2 separate regions of the Mus musculus genome follow, and region 1 is linked to region 2. Evidence: chromatin loops called from intact Hi-C (ENCODE). Cell type or tissue: left cerebral cortex. All regions are shown on one strand.

Region 1 (5,000 bases), 680 kb before region 2:
CCTTTTCCACTTGTGGGCCTCATCTTTGGGTATATAAAGGCCATGGTTTTTGTTGTTTTTATTGTTTTATACATATATATAAATACAAAAATAAATGTTAGGTTTATTTATTCTTGATTGTGTAAAAATGTTTTCAGGCCTGAACACTAGTTATTGGATAGAAATATCAAAATATTTCCTCAATAGGAGAAACAATTTAAATGGCTTTTGGTACTTTTTTAACTACACATACTTACTTTTATAACATACAAGTTTTTTTTTTAAGATTTATTTATTTATTATATGTAAGTACACTGTAGCTGTCTTCAGACACTCCAGAAGAGGGCGTCAGATCTTGTTACAGATGGTTGTGAGCCACCATGTGGTTGCTGGGATTTGAACTCCTGACCTTTGGAAGAGCAGTCGGGTGCTCTTACCCACTGAGCCATCTCACCAGCCCAACATACAAGTTTTAAGATACCATTTAATTAAATATAAAATTTCTGGCGGCTCAATTATTTTGTTCTTCTGTGAAATACTCCTGACAGGCATAGTCTATAGTTTCTTCTTCGTTCAGAAGACATTGTCATCAAATGGCTAAAAATTTGATTCTATGCAACAATATGTGTGTGACTTGATTTAAATTCCAATTTCATTGTGTTCTTTATGAATATTCTTTCTGAATAAGTTTGTTCATCACTGCTGTCATCCTTGAGTATTTCAGAATCCAGGTTTTTTTCTTCTTTCACATAGAAACTGACAATTTGAAAATCTCCAAGTAGATCTTTGAACACTAGATTAGAAATGCTGAGACATTCCACTTCCTGGATTATTCAACTACTAGAAGTTGTGAATCTTTACTATGTAGATGACAATCTTTGAAGTATCATTCACTATGGTGTAAGTAAATCTAGCAACTTTTCATCTGTTATAGTAAGTATATTTATATACGTTTATTATTAATTGATTATTTTATATATTTACATGTCAAATGTTGTCCCCCTTCCCTGACTCCCCTCCACAAAGCCCCACTACCTCCCTCCTCCCCTTTGCCTCTAAGAAGGTATTTCTCCACCTACCCATCCACTTCCACCTCAGCCCTCTAGCATCCCCTTCACTGGGGCAACAAGCTTCCCCAGGAGGTAAATCCTTCCCTCCCATTGATGCCAGATAAGGCAGTCCACTGCTATATACGTAGCAGGAGCCATAGACACAACCCTGTTTCTCTTTTGTTGGTGTTTTGGTCCCTTGGGAGCTCTGAGGGGTCCAGTTAGTTCATATTGTTGTTCTTCCTAAGGGGTTGCAATCTCTTCAGCTCCTTCAGTCCTTCTTAACTCTTTGGTTAAAGTCCCCAGACTCAGTCCAATGGTTGGCTGTGAGTGTCTGCATCTGTGTTAGTCAGGTACTGGCAAATTCTCTCAAAGGATAGCCATACAAGGCTCCTGTCTGCAAGCATTTCTTGGCATCAGCAATAGTGTCTAGGGTTTGGTATCTGATAATGGGATGGATTCCAAGGTGGGTTGGTCTCTGGATGGTCTTCCCTTCAGTCTCTGCTCAATTTTTGTCCCTCTGTTTCCTTTAAACAGGAAAAAAAAATCTGCATTAAAAATTTTGAGATGGGTGAATAGCCCTGTCCCTCAACTGGGGGCTATGCCTAACTACTGGAGGTGGTCTGTTCAAGTACTATCTTCCCTCTGTTGGGTAATTCAACTAATTCCTGGGAGCCTCTCACATCCCTGGCATCTGAGATATTTTAGTGGTACCGACTGCCATTCCCTGGCTCCTACTCCTACCTGTTCCCTTTTCCCTTCATTCCTCTCTCCCACTCAGGACCCTCCCTCCCTTTACCTCCCATTATTATGTTGTTCCCCCTTCTAAGTGGAACTGAATCATCCAAACTTCTCCCTTCCTTCTTGTTAAGCTTCATGTGGTTTGTGACTTATATCATGGATATTCTGAGCTTTTGGGATAATATCTACTTATCACTGTGTACAAGCCGTATATGTCCTTTTGGGTCTAGGTTACCCCACTCAAGGTCATATTTTGCCTGCAAATTTCATGAGGTCTTTGTTTTGAGTAGAACTCCATTTTGTAAACATGCCACATTTTCTATAGCTATTCTTCCATTGAGGGATGGAACAACAACCCTCAATCTGGGTTCTTTCTCACTTCTGGATATTATAAATGCTATGAACTGTGGAGAGCTGCAATAACATTTACCATCATAAGATGGCACTGGCTCTGCAGTGCCTTATGCCACCTAAACAAAGAACAAGCTATGTGCGCATGTGCAAGGAGCAAAAGCCCGCCAAGTCACTAGCCCATCCCCGGGGCATAGGAGATCATGGGTGAAGCTGCCAGTCGGGTATAGACACGTCACACCAGGGGGTATTTAAGCAACACGTTTCTGAGCCTTCTTTGTCTTTCTCATCAACATGTAATAAAGATTAGCTACAGAAGGATCTTGTGCCCCTTGTGCATTCCTGCGGGCGGGAACAATAGCTCAGGACAATGAACATAGTGGAGCCCGTGTCTTTGTTATTTGTTAGAGCACCTATTTCGGTATATTCCAAGGAGAAGTATAGCAGGGTCTTCAGGTAGAAATATTTTCAATGTTTTTGAGTAACCACCACATTGATTCCCATTAGCAATAGGGGAATGTTCCTCTTTCTCCAGATCCTCACCAGCATCTACTGTCGCCTGAGTTTTTGATCTTAGTCATTCTGATTGGTATAAGATGGAATGTCAGCCATTGCATACACGAGCAAGATTTTATCGAAAGGACCCAGATGTAGCTGTCTCTTGTGAGTCTATGCCGGGGCCTAGCAAACACAGAAGTGGATGCTCACAGTCAGCTAATGGATGGATCACAGGGCTCCCAATGGAGGAGCTAGAGAAAGTACCCAAGGAGCTAAAGGGATCTGCAACCCTATAGGTGGAACACCATTATGAACTAACCAGTACCCCAGAGCTCTTGACTCTAACTGCATATGTATCAAAAGATGGCCTGGTCGGCCATCACTGGAAAGAGAGGCCCATTGGACACGCAAACTTTATATGCCCCAGTACAGGGGAACGCCAGGGCCAAAAAGGGAAGTGGGTGGGTAGGGGAGTGGGGGTGGGTGGGTATGGGGGACTTTTGGTATAGCATTGGAAATGTAAATGAGCTAAATACCTAATAAAAAATGGGGAAAAAAAAGATGGAATGTCAGGTTTGCTTTGATTTGCATTTCCTTGATAACTAAGGATGTTGAACATTTCTTTAGCTGTTTCTTGTTCATTCAAGATTTCTAACATGACCATTCTCTGTTTTGATCTGTACTTCATTTTTTAATTGAGATACTTAGGATTTAGTTTTTTAAATTTTTGTTTTGTTTTGTTTTGTTTTGTTTTGGGGGGGGGGTAGTTTGTTAAGTTCTTTATATATTTTGGATATTAGCTTTCTATCAGATGTGGGGTTGGTAACGATTTTTTTTCCCAATCTGTAAGTTGCCAATTTGTCCTATTGAGTGTCTTTTGCCTTAGAAAACCTTTTACATTTCATGAGATCTCCTTTATCAATTGTTGATCTTAAGATCCTAAGCCATGGGAGTTCTGTTTAGGAAATTTCCCACTGTGTCAATGAGTTCATGGATCTTTCCCACTTTCTCTTCTATTTCATTCAGTGTATCTGTTCTGTGTTTGTTTGTTTGTTTGTTTGTTTGTTTTTAGAGGTCCTTGATCCACTTGGACTTCAGTTTTGTGCAAGGTGATAAATATGGATTGATTTTCATTTTTCTACACACACACTACTTGATGGACCATTGATTGAAGATGGTTTATTTTTCCATTGTAAAAATTGTTTTCACTATCCAGGGATTTAGTTTTTCCACATGAAATTTAAAACTGCTTTTTTCATGTCTGAGAATACTTTGTTGGAATCATGATGAGGAATGTGTGAATTTGTAGATTGATTTGGTAGGATGGCCATTTTTGATATGTTAATCCTACCAATCTTTCCTTCTTCTAGGGTTTTCTTTGATTTCATTTTTCTAGCAATTGGGCCCACTACACCCAGGCAAGCACACCTATCTTTAACAGATTGGAATACTACGGACAACAATTAAGTAATTCAATCCATTTCCTTCTCCAACCTTCAAAAGGCTGAACTTTTTCCCCAACAGCACAGTTCAGATGGAACAAAGAGAAAAAGGAAGACAACAAAACAGAGTATCTCGGTGCACACCTGTGTGATCCAGTACACAGAAGACTGAGGTAGGGTAGTGTCCTGAGAATAGGCCTCATAGACAGACAGACAGATAGACAGAGTGAGGTAACCCAATCACAAAAGAACTCACTTGATATTCACTCACTGATAAGTGGATATTAGCCCAGAAACTTAGAATACCCAAGATACAATTTGCAAAACACAAGAAAATCAAGAAGAAGGAAGACCAATGCATGGATACTACATTCCTCTTTAGAATAGGAAATAAAATGGAAGGAGTTACAGAAACAAAGTTTGGAGCTCACACGATAGGATGGACCATCCAGAGACTACCCCACCTGGGGATCCATCCCATAATCAGACACCAAATGCAGACACTATTGCATATACCAACAAGATTTTGCTGAAAGGACCCTGATATAGCTTTCTCTTGTGAGGCTATGCCAGTGCCTGGCAAATACAGAAGTGGATGCTCACAGTCATCTATTAGATGGAACATAGGGTCCCCAATGGAGGAGCTAGAGAAAGTACCCAAGGAGCTGAAGGGTGGTATAACAATATACCCCAGAGCTCGTGTCTCTAGCTGTATATGTAGCAGAAGATGGCCTAGTCGGCCATCATTGGGAAGAGAGGCCCCTTGGTCTTGCAAACTTTATATACACCGGTACAGGGAAACGCCAGGGCCAAGAAGTGGGAGTAGGTAGGTAGGGGGGCATGACTGGGGGAGGGTATAGGGGACTTTCAGGATAGCATTTGAAATGTAAATGAAAAAATATCTAATAAAAATTGTTAAAAAAAATAAAAAAATATATTA
Region 2 (5,000 bases):
CAAGATTCAATTTATAGACCATCGGAAGTCCAAGAAGAGAGAAAGCCAAAATGTGGAAGCTTCAGTGCTTCTTAGAATGGTGAACAAAATACTCACCGGATGAAATATGGAATCAATTGTGGAACAGAGAATGAAGGAAAGGCCATCCAGAGACTGCCCCACCTGAGGATCCATTCCATATACAGCCAACAAACCCAGATGCTATTGTGAATGCCGGGAAGTGCTTGCTGATAGAAGCTGTCTGCTGTCTCCTGAGAGGCTCTGCTAAAGCCTGACAAATACAGAGACTGATGCTCCGATGCTCACAGCCAACCATTGGACTGAGCATGGGATCTTCCTGGAGGAGTTGGCAAAGAGACTGATGGAGCTGAGGAATTTTGCAGCCCCATGGAGGGAGCAACAGTGTCAACTGGCCAGACCCCCCAGAGCTCCTGGGGACTGGACCACCAACTGAAGAATACACATGGAGGGATCTATGGCTCCAGCTCCATATGTGGCTGAAGATAGACTTGTTGGACATCCATGGGAGGAGAGAACTTTGGGCCTGAGGGTGTTTGATGCTTCAGTGTAGGGGAATGCTAGGGAGAGAAGATGGGAGTGGTGGGTAGAGGAGCACCCTCATAGAGGCATGGGGAGTGGGCATGGGATAGGGGGTTTCTGAAGGGAGGACCTGGAAAGGGGAAAACATCTGAAATATGAAGAAAATGTCCAATTTAAAAAAGAATCAAAAAAAGAATTTTAGAATATTCAAGAAGTGAGGTATATAACTTCTTTGACTCATACTGTGGAAGGATGTTTAAATGAGATAAATCAATATACTTAGAGTTCTGCAGTCTTGACATTAAAGGTCAGGAGTTAATGATACTTGTAAAGTCCAGGGTTCTTTGGAATACAGGTGTCCATGTTGTCTGTGTGTCAGGGCCTGTTTGTATATGTGTGTTAGGATGATATTGATGGTTTTGGCAGAGGATGTGGGAATTTCAAAGTTAGGAAAAGCAGACTGAGATCTTTACCCAGGATTTCCTGGTACTTCTGTACACTAAGAAAATACTCAGAGATGATACAACGCAAGGATCTAATAAAAAAATCTGTTGAGGGCAAAGGCAGAGTTAGCGTGAATTTTAGCCTCTCAGCCATACTTCCCTGAGAGACCTTGGGTGAACTTGAGTGGAGAGAGAATTATTTCTGGATTGGAATTTTCCAGAAGAGCGTTGGCTTCTATTTTTTGTACAGATTTGGGATTAGGGATATGTACATCTGAGTCCAGGCTCCTGGACTATTTCTTCTAAGCATGGCGCTAAACAGTTCTAGTACAGTGATGCTCTTCCTAAGGAAAAGATAGTCATACATTCTTATCTGTGGAATAATTTAAACAGGATGAATACTTGTTGTAGGCCAAGTAATGGCTCTGTAAATATTGTTCATGTTCTAATATGTGAGTACACTCTGATATATGATCAAAGGGTTTCTATAGGTAAATTCCTTGAGAATTATCTTGATTTAATTAGCTGGGTATTTTTCTAGCCACAGGTTCTGATAATGAAATGTTGACCTTATTCCTAGAAGCATGTGCAATGAAACTTTGACCAACAACTGATGATTCAGTAGAAATTCAATAACAGGATTCTAGTAAGAACCCAAAGCACCCAAGCTGACACCTTGACTTTAGACATTTAAGGTCCTGGATTTGGATCCATATGCACTATTATATAATAGAGTTATTTTTCAGAGCTTCTTAGTAGTTGTTTGTTGTGGTAGAAATTGAATACAAATTTGCATTGTTTGTATCTTTTTCAATACACTGTGAAATTATGAATTCATTGGAGAAAGGGTGACATGCCTGAGATATAAAATGAAATTCTACAAGCAAAATTTCTTTTCCTACAAAAACAACGCCTGATATAAAATTCTTTTTTTCTTTTGAATTTTTTTATTAGATATTTTCTTTATTTACCTTTCAAATGCTATCTCCATTCTTAGTTTCCCTTCTGAAAATCCCCTATCCCCTCCCTCTCTCCCATATCCCCAACCCACTTACTCCTACTTCCTGGCCCTGGCAAGGTTCTCTCTTCCCATTGATGGCCAACTAGGCATCTACATAGGCACCTAGAGACAGGAATCCCACCATGTGTTTTCTTTTATTGGTGGTTTAGTCCCAGGGAGCTGTGGGGGTTCTGGTTAATTCATATTGTTGGTCCTCCTATAGGGCTACAGACCACTTTAGCTCCTTGGATGGTCCTTCCTTCAATCTCTACTCTGAATTTTGTCTCTGAAACACTTTCCATGGGTATTTCATTCACCCTTCTGAGAAGGATCAAAGAATCCACACTTTGGTCTTCCTTCTTCTTGAGTTTCAAGTGTTTTGCAAATTGTACCTTAGGTATTCTGAGTTTCTGGGCTAATATCCACTTATCAATGAGTGCATATCATGTGTATTCTTTTGTGACTGGGTTACCTCACTAAGGATATTATCCTCTAGATCCATCCATTTTTCTAAGAATTTCATGAATTCATTGTTTTTAATAGCTGAGTAGTACTCTGTTGTGTAAATGTACCACATTTTCTGTATCCATTCCTCTGTTGATGGACATCTGGGTTCTTTCCAGCTTCTGGCTATTATAAATAAGGCTACTATGAAGATAGTGGACCATGTGTCCATATTTATTACAAGTTGAGAGCATCTTCTGGGTATAAGCCCAGGAGAGGTATTGCTTTCCGGTAGTATTATGTCCAGTTTTCTGAGGAACCACCAAATTGATTTCCAGAGTGGTTGTACCAGCTTGCAATCCCACCAGCAATGGAGGAGTGTTCCTCTTTCTCCACATCCTTGCCAGCATCTGCTGTCACCTGAGCTTTTGATCTTAGCCATTTTGACTGGTGTGAAGTTGAATCTCATGGCTATTTTGATTTGCATTTCTCAGATGATTAAGGATGTTGAGCAAGTTTTAGGTGCTACTCAGCCGTTTGGTATTCCTCAATAGAGATTTTTTCTCTTTACCCCATTTTTTATATGGTTGGTTGGTTTTCTGGTGTCCCACTTCTTGAGTTCTTTATCTGGATATTATCCCTGTACCAGATTTAGGATTGGTAAAGATCTTTTCCCAATCTGGTGGTTGCTGTTTTGTCTTATTGACATTGTCCTTTGCCTTACAGAAACTTTGCAATTTTATGAGGTCATATTTGTCGATTCTTGATCTTACAGCACAAGCCATTGCTATTTTTTCAGGATTCCCCCCCTCCCCCCGTGCCCATATATTTGTGGCTCTTCTCTACTTCCTCCTCTATAATTTTCAATGTCTCTGATTTTATGTGGAGGTCCTTGATCCACTTAGACTTGAGCTTTGTACAAGGAGATAAGAATGGTTCAATTTGTATACTTCTACATGGTAACCGCCAGTTCAGGCAGCACCATTTGTTGAAAATGCTTTCTTCTTTCCACTGGATGTTCTTAGCTCCTTTGTCAAAGATCAAGTGACAATAGTTGTATGGGTTCATTTTTGAGTCTTCAATTTCATTCCATTGATGTACCTGTCTGTTGCTATACAAGTACCACTCAGTTTTTATCACAATTGCTCTATAGTACACCCTGAGGTCAGGGATGGTGATTCCACTAGAGGTTCTTTTCTTGTTGAGACTAGTTCTTGCTACCCTAGTTATTATTATTATTATTATTATTATTATTCCAGATGAATGTGCAAATTACCTTTCAAACTCTGTGAAGAATTGAGTTGGAATTTTGAAGGGGATTGCATTGAATCTGTAGATTCCTTTTGGCAAGACAGTCATTTTTACTATATTAATCCTTCCAATCCATGACCATGGGAGATCTTTCCATTTTCTGAGATCTTTCATTTCTTTTTTCAGAGACTTGAAATTCTTATCATACAGATCTTTCCCTTCCTTAGTTAGCTTCACACCAAGATATTTTATATTACTTGTGACAATGGTGAAAGGTGTTATTTCTTTCTCAGTCTTTTTATCCTTTGTGTAGAAAAAGGCTACTGATTTGTTTGGGCTAATTTTATATCCAGGTACTGCACTGAAGCTGTTTATCAGATTTAGGAGTTCTCTAGTAGAATTTTTAGGATAACTTATATATATTATCATATCATCTACAAATAGTGATATTTTGACTTCTTCCTTTCTAATTTGTAGTCCCTTGATCTCCAAGTGTTGTCTAATTGCTCTGTCTAGGACTTCAAGTACTATGTTGAATAGGAAGGGAGAAAGTGGGTAGCCTTGTCTAGTCCCTGATTTTAGTGGGATTGCTTCCAGTTTCTCACCGTTTAGGTTGGTGTTGGCTACTGGTTAGCTGTATATTGCTTTTATTATGTTTAGATATGGGCATTAAATTCCTGATCCTTCCAAGACTATTATCATGAATGGGTGTTGGATTTTGTCAAAAGCTTTCTCAGCATCTAACGAGATGATCATGTGGTTTATATTTTGAGCTTCTTTCTATAGTGGATTATGTTGATTGATTTCCATATATTAAACCATCCCTGCATCCCTGGGATGAAGCCTACTTGATCATGCTGTATGATCATTTTGATGTGTTCTTGGATTAGGATTGTGAGAACTGTATTGAGTATTTTGCATCGATATTCATAAGGGAAATTGGTCTGAAGTTCTCTTTCTTTGTTGGGTCTTTATGTGGTTTAGGTATCAGTGTATTTGTGGATTCATAGAATGAATTGAATAGAGTATCTTCTGTTTCTATTTTGTGGAATAGTTTGAGGAGAATTGGAATTAGATCTTCTTTGAAGGTCTGACAGAACTCTGCACTAAACCCATCTAGTCCTGGGCTTTTTTTTTTTTTTTTTTTTTTTTTTGGTTGGGAGACTTTTAATGACTGCTTCTATTTCTTTAGGGGATTTGGACTGTTTAGATTGTTAATCTGATCCTGATTTAATTTTGGTACCTGGTATCTGTCTAGAAAATTATCCATTTCATCCACACTTTTCAGTTTTGTTGAGTATAGCCTTTTGTAGTAGGATCTG

The links. A loop is a pair of places that touch in the nucleus more often than their neighbours do. Peaks named below come from ENCODE experiments on the same cell type or tissue, not always from the same donor. Only the 100,000 strongest peaks of a DNase experiment are listed, where the experiment ranks them.
Region 1: a loop joins it to region 2, with 15 times the contacts of the local background. A loop is called at or near these places in 3 of 42 quality-filtered maps.

Annotation. Positions count from the first base shown.
Region 1 is chr9:18,831,942-18,836,941 of GRCm38, reverse strand. No RefSeq gene overlaps it. Among named protein-coding and RNA genes, the nearest start is that of Olfr828, 18 kb to the right of the region's middle. In left cerebral cortex, no CTCF peak of the experiment used is centred here; a DNase peak (open chromatin) is centred at 2,280.
Region 2 is chr9:18,149,981-18,154,980 of GRCm38, reverse strand. No RefSeq gene overlaps it. Among named protein-coding and RNA genes, the nearest start is that of Chordc1, 140 kb to the left of the region's middle. In left cerebral cortex, no CTCF peak of the experiment used is centred here; no DNase peak of the experiment used is centred here.